Linked DNA regions of Homo sapiens: region 1 is linked to region 2. The links are chromatin contacts, found by Hi-C or POLR2A ChIA-PET in ENCODE. All regions are on one chromosome and are shown on one strand. Each heading gives the region's core, a stretch centred on a gene start or an enhancer-like site at or near the end of the contact. The rest is flanking DNA. Distances are from core to core; before and after follow the strand shown. Region 1 holds the start of PRKAR1B-AS1 (PRKAR1B antisense RNA 1). Region 2 holds the start of INTS1 (integrator complex subunit 1).

Region 1 (5,960 bases), core at 1-2,500, 900 kb after region 2:
CAGCAGATGGGGCAGGGCTGATCCCAGAGAGACCCTGGCAGCCCAGGCCTGCCCAGTGGTCAGCAGTGCTGAAGGCAGAGCCACCTCTGCGGGAGGTATGGGATGGGCAGCTTCCTGACTGGACCCACCGCTTTATCCCAGCCCCAAATCTCATGCTACTACTTATAGCCCCTCTTCTAGTTCACACTCTGGGTCCTGGTGTCACCGTGTCACCTCCTCCCCCGCCCTGTCCATTCTGGGTCCTGGTGTCACCATGTCACCTCCTCCCCCGCCCTCTCCACTCTGGGTCCTGGTGTCACCTCCTCCCCCATCCCCTCCACTCTGGGTCCTGGTGTCACCTCCTCCCCCACCCTCTCCACTCTGGATCCTGGTGTCACCTCCTCCCCCATCCCCTCCACTCTGGGTCCTGGTGTCACCGTGTCACCTCCTCCCCTGCCCTCTCCACTCTGGGTCCTGGTGTCACCTCCTCCCCCATCACCTCCACTCTGGGTCCTGGAGTCATCATGTCGCCTCCTCCCCTGCCGTCTCCTTCCTGGATGTTTATTGAGTGCCTGCTTTATGCCTGGCACTTGTGACGAGGAGGACCTGGTGCCTGCTCTGGTGTGGGGGAGGTTGTGGCTTAATGGGGGAGAGGGACCAAGAACAGGAAATTAGCCAATGAATGTCCTGACTCTGGTTCTGCCCCTCCTGTCCCCTCTGCTTTCATTCCTGCTCTGCCTCACAAACTCCTACACATCCTACAAGACCCCGCCAGGCCCAGCTCATCTATCTGCGGCTGGGCTTTGATAGATACTGACCTCCGCAGATGACCGAGGACCTGCCTCCCTGCGGTGGGCCTGGGAGCTCCATAGGTCCCCACTGAGGCCTTTCCTCCCCTGTGGAATGCTTCTCCCTCTTCTGTGTCTGCCCATGTCATTCAAATCTTCCAGTTAAATTCCAAAGGCATCTTCAAGGTGCCGGTTTGCATCGGCAGGGCTTGGGGTTGAGGCCACCCCCAGGAATTCTGCTTTCCATGTTCTTTGCTTCTCCTAAATGAACAGATGTGGAAGAGACAAACCCTTTACCCAGAGATCCCTTGTGGAGCCTGAAACCGACATGGGGCTCCCAGGTTATGTTCCCGCCTAACTTGTCGTGTCTCGAGGAGGGTGGTGGACGGGTCAGGATCGCGTGGACTCGGGACTCAGAGGACCCAGGCTGTGTTCTTTGCTGGCCGTGACCTTTGCCCAGGCCCTTGTGTGGCTGAGCCGTGCCATTTCCATATTACTCAGAAAAACGAACAGAGCTCACTGCTGCCGGGAAGACTGAGATAACCCTCCTGGGGTTCTGCTCTTGGCCCCTGGTGTGGAAGCCATTGGCCGCCTGGCAGCTGCCCCGCCCCGTCTCATGTCCCCAACACACGCACCGCAAGAGCCTCGTCCACCCCACAGAGGAAACGCCCACCACCCACGCCCCGGGCTTGTCCTCATCTTCAGCGCGGGTGGCCACCCTCCTGCCCCAGCGCCAGGCCCCAGCCGGCAGCATGCTGAGGACTTCCTGGGAGAGGTGAGGGTGTGAGGGGCCGGCGGCTGGGACTGCTGGAGGGATCAGGTCCCTGTCTTTCCGCCGTTGGCCTCCAGGCTCCCGGGAGCCCCACCTGGGCCAGGACCTCGGCAAAGGGGCCGGGAGGTGTTGCTGCCCCGGCTGACCTTGGCGGGACCTCCTCCTCCTCCTCCTCATCCTCGCAGAATCCCCACCCACCCCTCGACCTCTGGACTCAGTGAGGCATCTCCCTTCCCTCCGTCCTTCCAGCAGGACAGACCCCCCCTCCCCCCGCCGCCGTCTGTAACTCCTTCATACATGACAGGGTGGTGGGAGAGGCCGGTGCCGGAGCCACTTCAAAGCAGGGACCGTTTCCTCCAGCCCTGAGCTCACTGGGTCCCCTCCCAGCCCAGCCCCTGCCCTGGCCCAGTTAGCGTGGGGTCGGGGCTGAAGCCTGAGTGGAGGGGAGACGGTTTTCTCTCAGACACGACGCGTCGTGGCGTCCTGCCTGGCTTCTCGCCAGGCCCGGGGACGTTGGGAGGCAATTTTGAGAAAGGAAAGAGTGAGGTCACCCTCGTGTAACTGGAGTTCCCCAAATATATTGTCCTGGCAAATCCCTCCCCTTCCCCCTCCCCATCCCCCTGCCCGTCCCTGCGCCTCCCCCTGCCCGTCCCTACCCCTCCCCAGCCCCCCCGGGTCAGGCACAAAGGCAGCTTTAAGGCCTCTGCTGGACCCGGCCCTCCAGAGCCAGGATGTCTGAGCCCCGTGGGTGGATGCCCACTTCCTGGCTACAGGCTCACGTGGGATGGCCGGGCCCCCTGCGGGAACCGGCTGTGACTTATGGGGCTGTCCCGTGAGTCCCAGGCGGCTGTGCACGAACACCAAGCACCTCCATCAACTTCAGATTTTCCAGCCAGGGCAGGGGTGGGCGTCAGGGAGTGCCCGGCGGGGCCGGGCGGGGCCGGGCGCAGGAGCTGCCTGCAGGGGCCCTCCTGTGATGTGGGAGGCCCTTCGCATGCAGGGTAAATCCGCAGGGCCCGTGTGGGTGAAGGCCACATTTAAGGGAATCAAAGGATGCTCAGTAAGGAATCTGGAATGAAAAAGTGGCATGTTGGGTAGCCCGGGTGAGTTATGGGCATATGTATTATAATAATTACTGTTATTACAGCACCCGGGGGAACGGCCGCATGGCAGCCCCAGGCAGCCCCATCCAGCTGCTGTGTGAACCCTGGGTGCTGCATGTTGTTTGCTGGTTTCTGTAAATCGCCTCCCTGGGGCAATGGGATGGATGTACCCTGGGTTCGGGGCTGCAGGACTACGGCTACCCAGGGTCCGAGTGGGTTTCTGAGGCTAGCGGTTTTCCCTGGTTTTATTCTGCGTGGCGGGAAGGGACGGCCGTTTGCCGTGGGTATTTAACTGCGCTGGCCAAGTGCCGGAGGCCCATCAGGAAGCCGTCCCCTCAAGGACCTGGCCCTGGCCCTTTAAGCCAGCAGAGCTTGGAGGTGGACGTCACCCACTTCTGCAGGGTGGACGCTGCCCTCTGACCAGCAGCGTCCAGGGGGACGGCCAGGTGACAAAATGCCAAGAGCACCAGGTTCAGTTTGAATTACGGTTTTCCAGAGACTCCGAAAGTGCCTGCTGCCGTCCGTGTGTTGCCAAGAGCTATAATCCATTTTTCTAAGTATAAAAATATCTTCCAATGTATTTTATTCATGGAACATAGCATTTCTATTTAAAAGGACACTCAGCTGCTGACTTTGCAGGCCTGGGAACGTAGCTCCCTTCCAAGCCCTGTTTGGGGCTCGACTCTTCCCCTGATTGTTTTTGGGCCCGTTATCCCGACTCCCTCTTTTTGCTCCCCGTCCCAGGCATCACGACGTCCCCACTGACGCTGGCCGTTCCGGGCTTCCCTCGGTTTCACACAACACGTCTGGGGGAAGAGCTCTTTCTGGGGGGCTGGGGAGCACCGCCAGGCAGCTGGGTGTACCCCGGAGCAGGGCGCCTCAGCTTGGTGATCTGATCAGATGTTATTCAGGTTGTGTCTTGTGTTCTGTGTGTTTTTAAAATTCGTTTTTTAATTTTTTGAGATGGGGTCTCGCTCTGTCGCCCAGGCTGGGAGTGCGGTGGCGTGATCATAGCTCATTGCAGCCTTGAACTCCTGGGCTCAAGCGATCCTCCCGAGAAGCTGGGACTACCACTGTGCACCACCACGTCCAGCTAATTTTAAAGTTTTTCATAGAGACGGGGTCTTGCTGTGTTGCCCAGGCTGGTCTCAGACTCCTGGCTTCAAGCAATCCTCCCGCCTGGGCTTCCCAAAGTGCTGTGATGACAGGTATGAGCCACTGCCCTCGGCCCTACTTTAATTGTAGTAAAAGACACACCACACTGACCATTCTAACCATTTTGTGCAGTTCGGTGGCATTAAGAATATTCACGTTGTTTTACAACCGTCACCACTGTCCATTTCCCAAATGTTCTTGTCTTCTTAAACTGAAGCTCTGTCCACATTACACACTCCCTGCCCATGCGCCTCCCCCAGCTCCTGGCACCCCTGTCCCACCATTGACTTCTAAACACAGAGGGTGAGCGAGTGAAGGTGAATGGGGGGCCTGCCCGTGCGCCTCCCCCAGCTCTTGGCACCCCTGTCCCACCATTGACTTCTAAACACAGAGGGTGAGCGAGTGAAGGTGAATGGGGGGCCTGCCCGTGTGCCTCCCCCAGCTCCTGGCACCCCTGTCCCACCATTGACTTCTAAACACAGAGGGTGAGCGAGTGAAGGTGAATGGGGGGCCTGCCCATGTGCCTCCCCCAGCTCCTGGCACCTCTGTCCCACCATTGACTTCTAAACACAGAGGGTGAGCGAGTGAAGGTGGGCAGGGGGCAGGGCAGAGCCAGGTGTGAGCTCGGCGCCAGAGAAGCTGCAGTGATGGTGGGGTGTAAATGCTGCCCCGCGGGGGACCCCCATTGTTTTTTCTTTTAAAAGAAGAGAAGCTGGGCGTGGTGGCTCACGCCTGTAATCCCAGCACTTTGGGAGGCCGAGGTGGGTGGATCACCTGAGGTCAGGAGTTTGAGACCAGCCTGACCAACATGGAGAAACCCCGTCTCTACTAAAAATACAAAATTAGCCGGGCGTGGTGGCAGTTGCCTGTAATCCGGGAGGCTGAGGCGGGAGAATCGCTTGAACCTGGGAGGCAGAGGTTGCGGTGAGCCGAGATCGCACCATTGCACTCCAGCCTGAGGAACAAGAGCGAAACTCCATCTCAAAAAAAAAAAAGAGAGAAAACAAAAAAATGAAACACAACAAGAAGTAGCCCCTTTGCGTACCAGCTGGGGTGGGGCCCGCACTGCGCCGGGAGTGGTGACAGTGGCCAGTGTCCTGAGAAGGATGGCCCCTTTGTCCTCCGGGCGGCCGAGCACAGTGTGGCCCTGGCCGTCTGTGGGACCCGCACAATGGCTTCCTCTGAGGCTGCGGAGGGAGCTCTCGGAGGCCTTGGGCTTCTCCAGGCCTCATGGGCAGCGCGTCCTGGTCCAGCTTCCCTGGGTCCTGCCTGCAGCGGCAGCAGCCACGGATCCCCGCTTTGAGACAGAATCCCAGAAAGCTGGGAGGTGCGGCCGTCCCGGGCTGGCTCTGTGGAGACTCACCCTTCTCTGCTCCCAGAGCCCCCATCCTCTTTGCCAAGGCAGGGGGATGTCCTGCCACTTGCCTGGGCAGCCATTCGAGGGGGTGGTGTCCTCATTCCCTGAAGGGGCCAAGAGGCTCACTCACCTCCTTGGGCACAAGATGTTACCCGCCTCCCTGGCTCTCCCATGTCAAGCAAACCCCTCCCGACCTCAGATTCACATCTTCTGAGTCCACACTGCTTTCGTGGCTCAGCAAGAGGCCCCTGCATCGGAACAGAAGTGCAGAGGGTGCTGGAGGGAGGGTGATAGTGTTTAGTGCGGAGGGTGCTGGAGGGAGGGTGATGATGTTTAGTGTGGAGGGTGATGGTGTTTGGTGCGGAGGGTGCTGGAGGGTGATGGTATCTAGTGTGGAGGGTGCTGGAGGGTGATGGTGTTTAGTGTGGAGGGTGCTGGAGGGTGATGGTGTTTAGTGTGGAGGGTGCTGGAGGGAGGGTGATGGTATTTAGTGTGGAGGGTGCTGGAGGGTGATGGTGTTTAGTGTGGAGGGTGCTGGAGGGAGGGTGATGGTGTTTAGTGTGGAGGGTGCTGGAGGGAGGGCGATGGTGTTTAGAGCGGAGGGTGCTGGAGTGAGGGCGATGGTGTTTAGTGTGGAGGGTGCTGGAGGGAGGGCGATGGTGTTTAGTGTGGAGGGTGCTGGAGGGAGGGTGATGGTGTTTAGTGTGGAGGGTGCTGGAGGGTGATGGTGTTTAGTGCGGAGGGTGCTGGAGGGAGGGTGATGGTGTTTAGTCTGGAGGGTGCTGGAGGGTGATGGTGTTTAGTGC
Region 2 (5,854 bases), core at 2,315-4,814:
CCATGCCCGGCTAATTTTTGTATTTTTGTAGAGACCGGGTTCCACCATGTTGGGCAGGCTGGTCTTGAACTCCTGACCTCAGGTGATCCACCCGCCTCGGCTTCCCAAAGTGCTGGGATTACAGGCGTGAGCCATCGCGCCTGGCCATAAAAAATATTTTCAAAAAGTGAGCAAACAATTTGAACAGACACCAATAATGCAGATACACGGATGACAAAAAAAGATGAGAAAACGCTCATCATTACTCATCAGGGAGACGCCGATGAAGAGCACAGGGCAGACCCTGCACACCCCCCCAGGATGACGGAACGCCTGTGGTCCTGCCCGGGCCATCAGTGGAGAAGCCATCCTTGGAATCTGGAATCCATCTGGCGGGTGCTACTCAGCAGCTGACAGAAGCCACCGATGCCTGCAACGCTGGGGTAAGTCTCAGAATAATGATGCCAGGCCGGGCGCGGTGGCTCACGCCTGTAATCCCAGCACTTTGGGAAGCCGAGGCGGGAGGATCACGAGGTCAGGAGATCAAGACCGTTGTGGCTAACACGGTGAAATCCCGCCTCTACTAAAAATACAAAAAAAAAAAAAAATTAGCCGGGCGTGGTGGCCAGCGCCTGTAGTCCCAGCTACTCGGGAGGCTGAGGCAGGAGAATGGCGTGAACCCAGGAGGCAGAGGTTGCAGTGAACGGAGATCGCGCCACTGCACTCCAGCCTGGGTGACAGAACGAGATTCCATCTCAAAAAAAAAAAAAGAATAATGACGCCGAGCAGCTGGCCAGGGAGCGTGCACTGTGTGCTTTCATTCACACAGACTCCAGAAGAGCAAACAGCGCCTCTCCAGGGACAGAAAGTGGCGCCCTGGCGGCCTGGGGACAAGTCAGGGGTGGTTTGGGAATGTTCGTTACAGGGTTGAAAGGGATGGGGGATGGGGCCACAGGTACGTGTGAATGTCAACACGCATCAGTGTGCACCCTTTACACCCTTTACACACCTGCAGTTTATCAGACGTCAATCATAACTCAAAAAAGCTGTTTTCAAAAAGAGGCGGGGAGAGGGAGGAGGAAGGCAAAGAGGTAGAGGAGGGGGAGGAAGAGGAAGAGGGGAAGGAGACGGAGGAGAAAGAGAAGAGGGAGGAGGAGGTGGTCAAGGTTGACTCCTGAGTTTTTAGAGAACGAGGAAGACGAGGAGCAGGAGGAGAGAGAAGGGGGAAGAGGTGGTCAAGGTTGACAGGAGGAGGAGGAGGAGGAGGAGGAGGAGGGGGAGGAGGGGAGGAGGGGGAGGAGGAGAAGAAGGGGAACGAAGGGGAGGGGGGAGGGGGAGGAGGGGGAGGGGAAGGAGGGGAGGGGGAGGGGGAGGAGGAGAGGAGGGGGGAGGGGGAGGAGGGGGAGAAGAAGGAAGGGGAGGAGGGGGAGGAGGAGGGGGAGGGGGAGGGGGAGGGGGAGGAGGAGGTAGTTGTTCTCAAGGTCGACCCTGAGGTTCTGGCCTGGGCCCGGGTGAGGGCATTTGCCGAAGGCACAGGCCCCGCATGCAGGGGCGGTGATGCTGGTCAGAGGATGAGGAGAGGCAGGTGGCGGGGCAGAGGAAGCTCTGTGCAGGGTGCTCCCATTCAGGTGACAGGAGGAGGAAGCATTACCCCATCGGATCTCCCCTCCCCTTAGAGAGTTACCCTGAGGGACAGATTGAGAAACTGTAGAGGGATGAAGCCGCACAGCCCCCGCCTGGCGTCCGGCAGGGATCCGCGCCTGACCGGCCTCTCCTCCCATGGGCACCACGGACGTCTCCTTCCGGACTCGCTGCCCACACAGCGCAGGGTGCAGGGCCCTGGAGCCCTTGGGGTCCTGCGGGGACCCAGCTGGTGCCCACAGGAGTGGAAAGAGACCGTGGCGGGTCACACAGCAGTTCTCAGGCTGCAGCCTGGGGCCATGAGCCTCACTGAGGCCACAGTCAAATGGCCACACCCAACTTCAGGGGCACAGGGAGACCAGCTCTGCCTTGCGGTCCCTGGATGAGGAGATGGGACACACCGGGCAGGCGGTGCTCAGGACTCCCTCGGTGGCGGGGCAGCGTTCGAGTCAGTGCCCTGCTGGGAACAGATCTCCAAGATGTGGTTAAGTGGCAAAAGCCAGGTGCAGAAAAGAGGAGCCGTGCGCTACCTGCAGGGTGACAAGGCAGAGGGAGGCACACGGGTGGCTGCCTGAACGCACACGGAAAAGCCGGGAACACAGGCACAAATCAGAACACAGGCTGACTCCAGGGGAGGGGACCAGCTGCTCAGGGGTCAGGGGAGACCTTCGACCCTTTGACTGGATGATTCCCCCACCTTTTATTTTTATTTTTTTTTAGACAGGGTCTCGCTCTGTCGGCCGGCTGCAGCGTAGTGGCACCATCATAGCTTACTGCAGCCTTGACCTCCCAAGCTGAAGAGATCCTCCTACCTCAGCCTCCTCAGTAGCTGGGACCGTAGGCATGCACCACCATGCCTGGCTAATTTATTCTTGATTTTTGTTTGTAGAGATAGGGTCTCACTATGTTGCCCAGGCTGGTCTCAGACTCCCACTTTGGCCTCCCAAAGGGCTGGGATTAGAGGTTCATGCCACCATGCCCAGCTAATTTTTATTTTTTTGTAGAGATGGGGGTCTTGCTATGTTGCTCAGGCTGGTCTCGAACTCAACCGATCCTCCTGCCTTGGTCTCCCAAAGTGCTGAGATTACAGGCATGAGCATCACACCTGGCAACTGTATGATCTTTTGTGTCTTTTGAGTTTTGTTCCCATCAGTGTTTCCATTAAAAAAAAAAAAAAAAAGGCGTGGGGGCGGGGCGGGCGCAGTAATTCCAGCACTTTGGGAGGCCAAGGCGGGCGGACCACCTGAGGTCAGGAGTTCGAGACCAGCCTGGCCAACATGGTGAAACCCCGTCTCTACTAAAAACACAAAAAAATTAGCCAGACATGGTGGCGGGCGCCTGTAATCCCAGCTACTCGGGAGACTGAGGCAGGAGAATCGCTTGAACCTGGGAGGTGGAGGTTGCAATAAGCCGAGGTCGCGCCACTGCATTCCAGCCTGGGCGACAGAGCGAGACTCCGTGCCAAAAAAAAAAAGAAAAAAGAAAAGGGTGAACTTTGTGGAACACGAGTTCTATCTCAATAAAGCTATTATTATTATTATTATTATTATTTGAGACAGGGTCTCTCCCCGGGAGCCCCCCGGGCTGCGCCCCCTCGCCAGTGCCTGCGCCCCGGCCGCCCCCGCTCTCCGGGACGTGCAGAACCTGCCACTTGACTCATCCGCGGATCCCTGACGCCACTCCTCCCCGCCGTGCGTCCTGGAGTGCGTCCCTTCGCAACGCCAGCACCACCTGTGAATGGAGAGGCCAGCGCCTGCCCCGCGCCGCCGACCCACCTGGACCGGACCACATGCGCGCGGCGCCGGCCAGCCCGCCTCCCGCCGCCATGGGGCGCTGCAGGCATCAGGCCGGCGCCGCGGGCCTCTCGCGCCTCCTTCTGGGCCCGCTTCCCGCCGCACTGTTTTCCTTCCGGTTGTTCCGGAAGTCGGGTCCTCGAGGGCGGTGAGATCGGTTTCCGATTCCGGGGTGGCCGGGTGGCGGCGGCGGCGCTCCGGTCGCGATGGGCCAGAGGTAAGTGAGCCGCGGCCTGGGCGCTTCCTCATTGCCGGGCGAGCGCCTGGTTCTCCCGGCTACCGCTCCCGGCCTCTGGGCCGTCCCTTCTGGTTCTGCCGCCTCCAGCCCGGCGTCCGCGTCGCCTGCTGCCGCCCGACTGAGCCGCTCCCGGGCGGCTGGGAGGCGGGGTCCCTGCAGCTCCTGCAGCATCGCCCCGCCGGGCGGGCGCGGGACCACTGTCCCCGGGTCCCAGGCCCAAGCCCCGTGCGGCAAGGGAGCGAATGAGCGAGCGAACGAGCGAATGAGTGAAGGAATGACCGCACGCTGGCTCCTCCGCAGGTGACGCCGCAGCCGCCGGGAGCCGCGAGGGACGGGGCAGGATGAACCGGGCCAAGCCCACCACGGTGCGCCGGCCCAGCGCCGCGGCCAAACCCTCAGGTGCGTCTCCCTCCTCGCTCTGCAGCCCGGGGGTCTTTGGGGGTCTTTGGGGGTCTTTGGGGATCTCAGCTGCCGCGGATCCTGCGTTGGGCTTGGTTGTTCCGCAGCCGCGGCTGTTTCCAGGAATTCGGTCTGGAAACACTGCTCTCGGTCCTCAGCGGCTCTGAGAGTCCCTGGGAGGCTTGGGACAGTGGCGACTTCCTTCGGGACCCCGGTGATCTCGTTTCAGGCTGAGCTGCAAGGCGGCCGACAGTAGCGGAAGGTCTCCCCAGCCAGGAGGCGGGAGGCAGCACAGTGTAGCGTAGCACGGGGTCTGCGGCTGAACTGTCGGCTCAGATCCTCCGGACTTTGCCACTCGCCTGCTGTGTGACGCTGGGCACGTCGCTTAACCTCTCTGTGTCCCTTTCTCTCTTGTAAAGTTAGAGTAATAGCACCTATTGCGGAAACTCGGGGCGGGGGTTACTAAGCACACTAATTTGGATAGACCAGAGATGGCCTGGTTTGTGGTTAGCGCTACGTGACTGTCCACCATCACCTGTGCGTATCCTGCTGGTCCCAGCTCTGCTGTAGGCTGCTGAGTGAGCTCTGGCTTCTTCCTTGCCTCCTCTGACCCTTGTTTAATCCCCTCTGACATAACAGGAGGTTAGAGTCAGTCTTTTTCCATCTTGGGTGTTGCAAATGTGCCCGGTTTTCTCTCTCCTTTCTCTGCAGGGCACCCTCCCCCAGGAGACTTCATTGCTCTGGGCTCAAAGGGTCAGGCCAATGAATCGAAAACGGCGTCCACCCTGCTGAAGCCAGCCCCTTCCGGCCTGCCTTCTGAGCGCAAGCGGGATGCGGCGGCCGCGTTGTCCAGTGCCTCGGCCCTCACCGGTCTCACCAAACGCCCCAAACTCTCCTCCACACCCCCTCTGAGTGCCCTGGGGCGCCTGGCTGAGGCTGCAGTGGCAGAAAAACGAGCCATTTCTCCGTCGATTAAAGAGCCATCTGTGGTGCCAATTGAAGGTAATGAGTCTGTGGACATCCCCCGAGAACACCCCTCAGCTCATGCCGTCCATCAGGTGTTCAGGGAAGGCCCCCTCCAGGCCTAGTGCTGCCCGTATGGCCGAGGTCCTTTGGGAGAGCGGATGTTTGTGGCTTGTTCTTGGAAGTGCTTCTCACGTAGATGCCCTTATCCCGTGTGTGCATCTGCGTCCTGCACTGCCAGTGGCTGCCCTTTGAGAACCGGGTCACTCCCTTATTGAGTTGTTTGTCTCATGTGTCTGTTGGACGCCCCCTTTGTGACGGGCACTGTCTGAGCCCTGGGGGTAAACCGGGCGTGACGACACCCCAGGTGTCTGTTCTCAAGGTTGCCCATCCTGGTGCGTTCCTCTCTCAACCTGAGCGGAGGCGATGTGTACTTGGTTCCTCCTTCCCTCCTGGTTACCAACAGAGAAGAGTTGATCCCCTCCCTGTTTTCAGTTGAAAAGCAGCAGAACAGTAAGGACATCAACGGGGGAATGTAAGCTTCACCACTGTCCCGTTCTCGCAGAAATGCCTTTAACTGTGTGCCTAGAATCGCCCCTGCCCCTCTGCGCCATTTTCCCAACGACCATTTCTCAAGGCTCCGTGACTCCCTGGGAGTCGCTCTGGCAGCTATCGCACCAGCCCCAGCAAGCCTCATGGTCTGCAGTGTTTTGTTTCTGTGGGAGCATCTCTTTTGGGTAATTTCTTTGTAGGAGTCAAAAAGAACAAGTGTCCTGATGACTTTGGTAGTGAGGTGTCTGTTCAAGCCGCGCCACCTCTGGTTACTGAGTTTTGTGCCAGA

What was found. A loop is a pair of places that touch in the nucleus more often than their neighbours do. ChIA-PET counts read pairs that join two places held with the same protein, here RNA polymerase II (POLR2A). Pooled maps may share reads with other maps.
Region 1: a loop to region 2 is called in a pooled map, with 13 times the contacts of the local background. The contact joins the promoter of PRKAR1B-AS1 here to the promoter of INTS1 in region 2. A Hi-C loop is called at or near these places in 5 of 50 pooled maps. POLR2A ChIA-PET finds 5 or more read pairs at or near these places in 2 of 52 experiments (activated CD4-positive, alpha-beta T cell and common myeloid progenitor, CD34-positive).

The regions. Positions count from the first base shown.
Region 1 is chr7:598,135-604,094 of GRCh38, reverse strand. It overlaps PRKAR1B-AS1 (PRKAR1B antisense RNA 1), which reads right to left and starts at 1,250. Exons shown (of 2, transcript NR_110054.1): 1 at 798-1,250. The region is part of intron 6 of PRKAR1B (protein kinase cAMP-dependent type I regulatory subunit beta); the gene reads left to right. RefSeq lists enhancers at 1-447, 508-557 and silencers at 1,653-1,712, 2,453-2,562.
Region 2 is chr7:1,502,099-1,507,952 of GRCh38, reverse strand. It overlaps INTS1 (integrator complex subunit 1), which reads left to right and starts at 3,564. Exons shown (of 48, transcript NM_001080453.3): 1 at 3,564-3,630; 2 at 3,952-4,050; 3 at 4,762-5,052. The coding sequence starts at 3,993. RefSeq lists enhancers at 1,280-1,875, 2,061-2,250, 1,876-2,472 and a silencer at 3,359-3,918.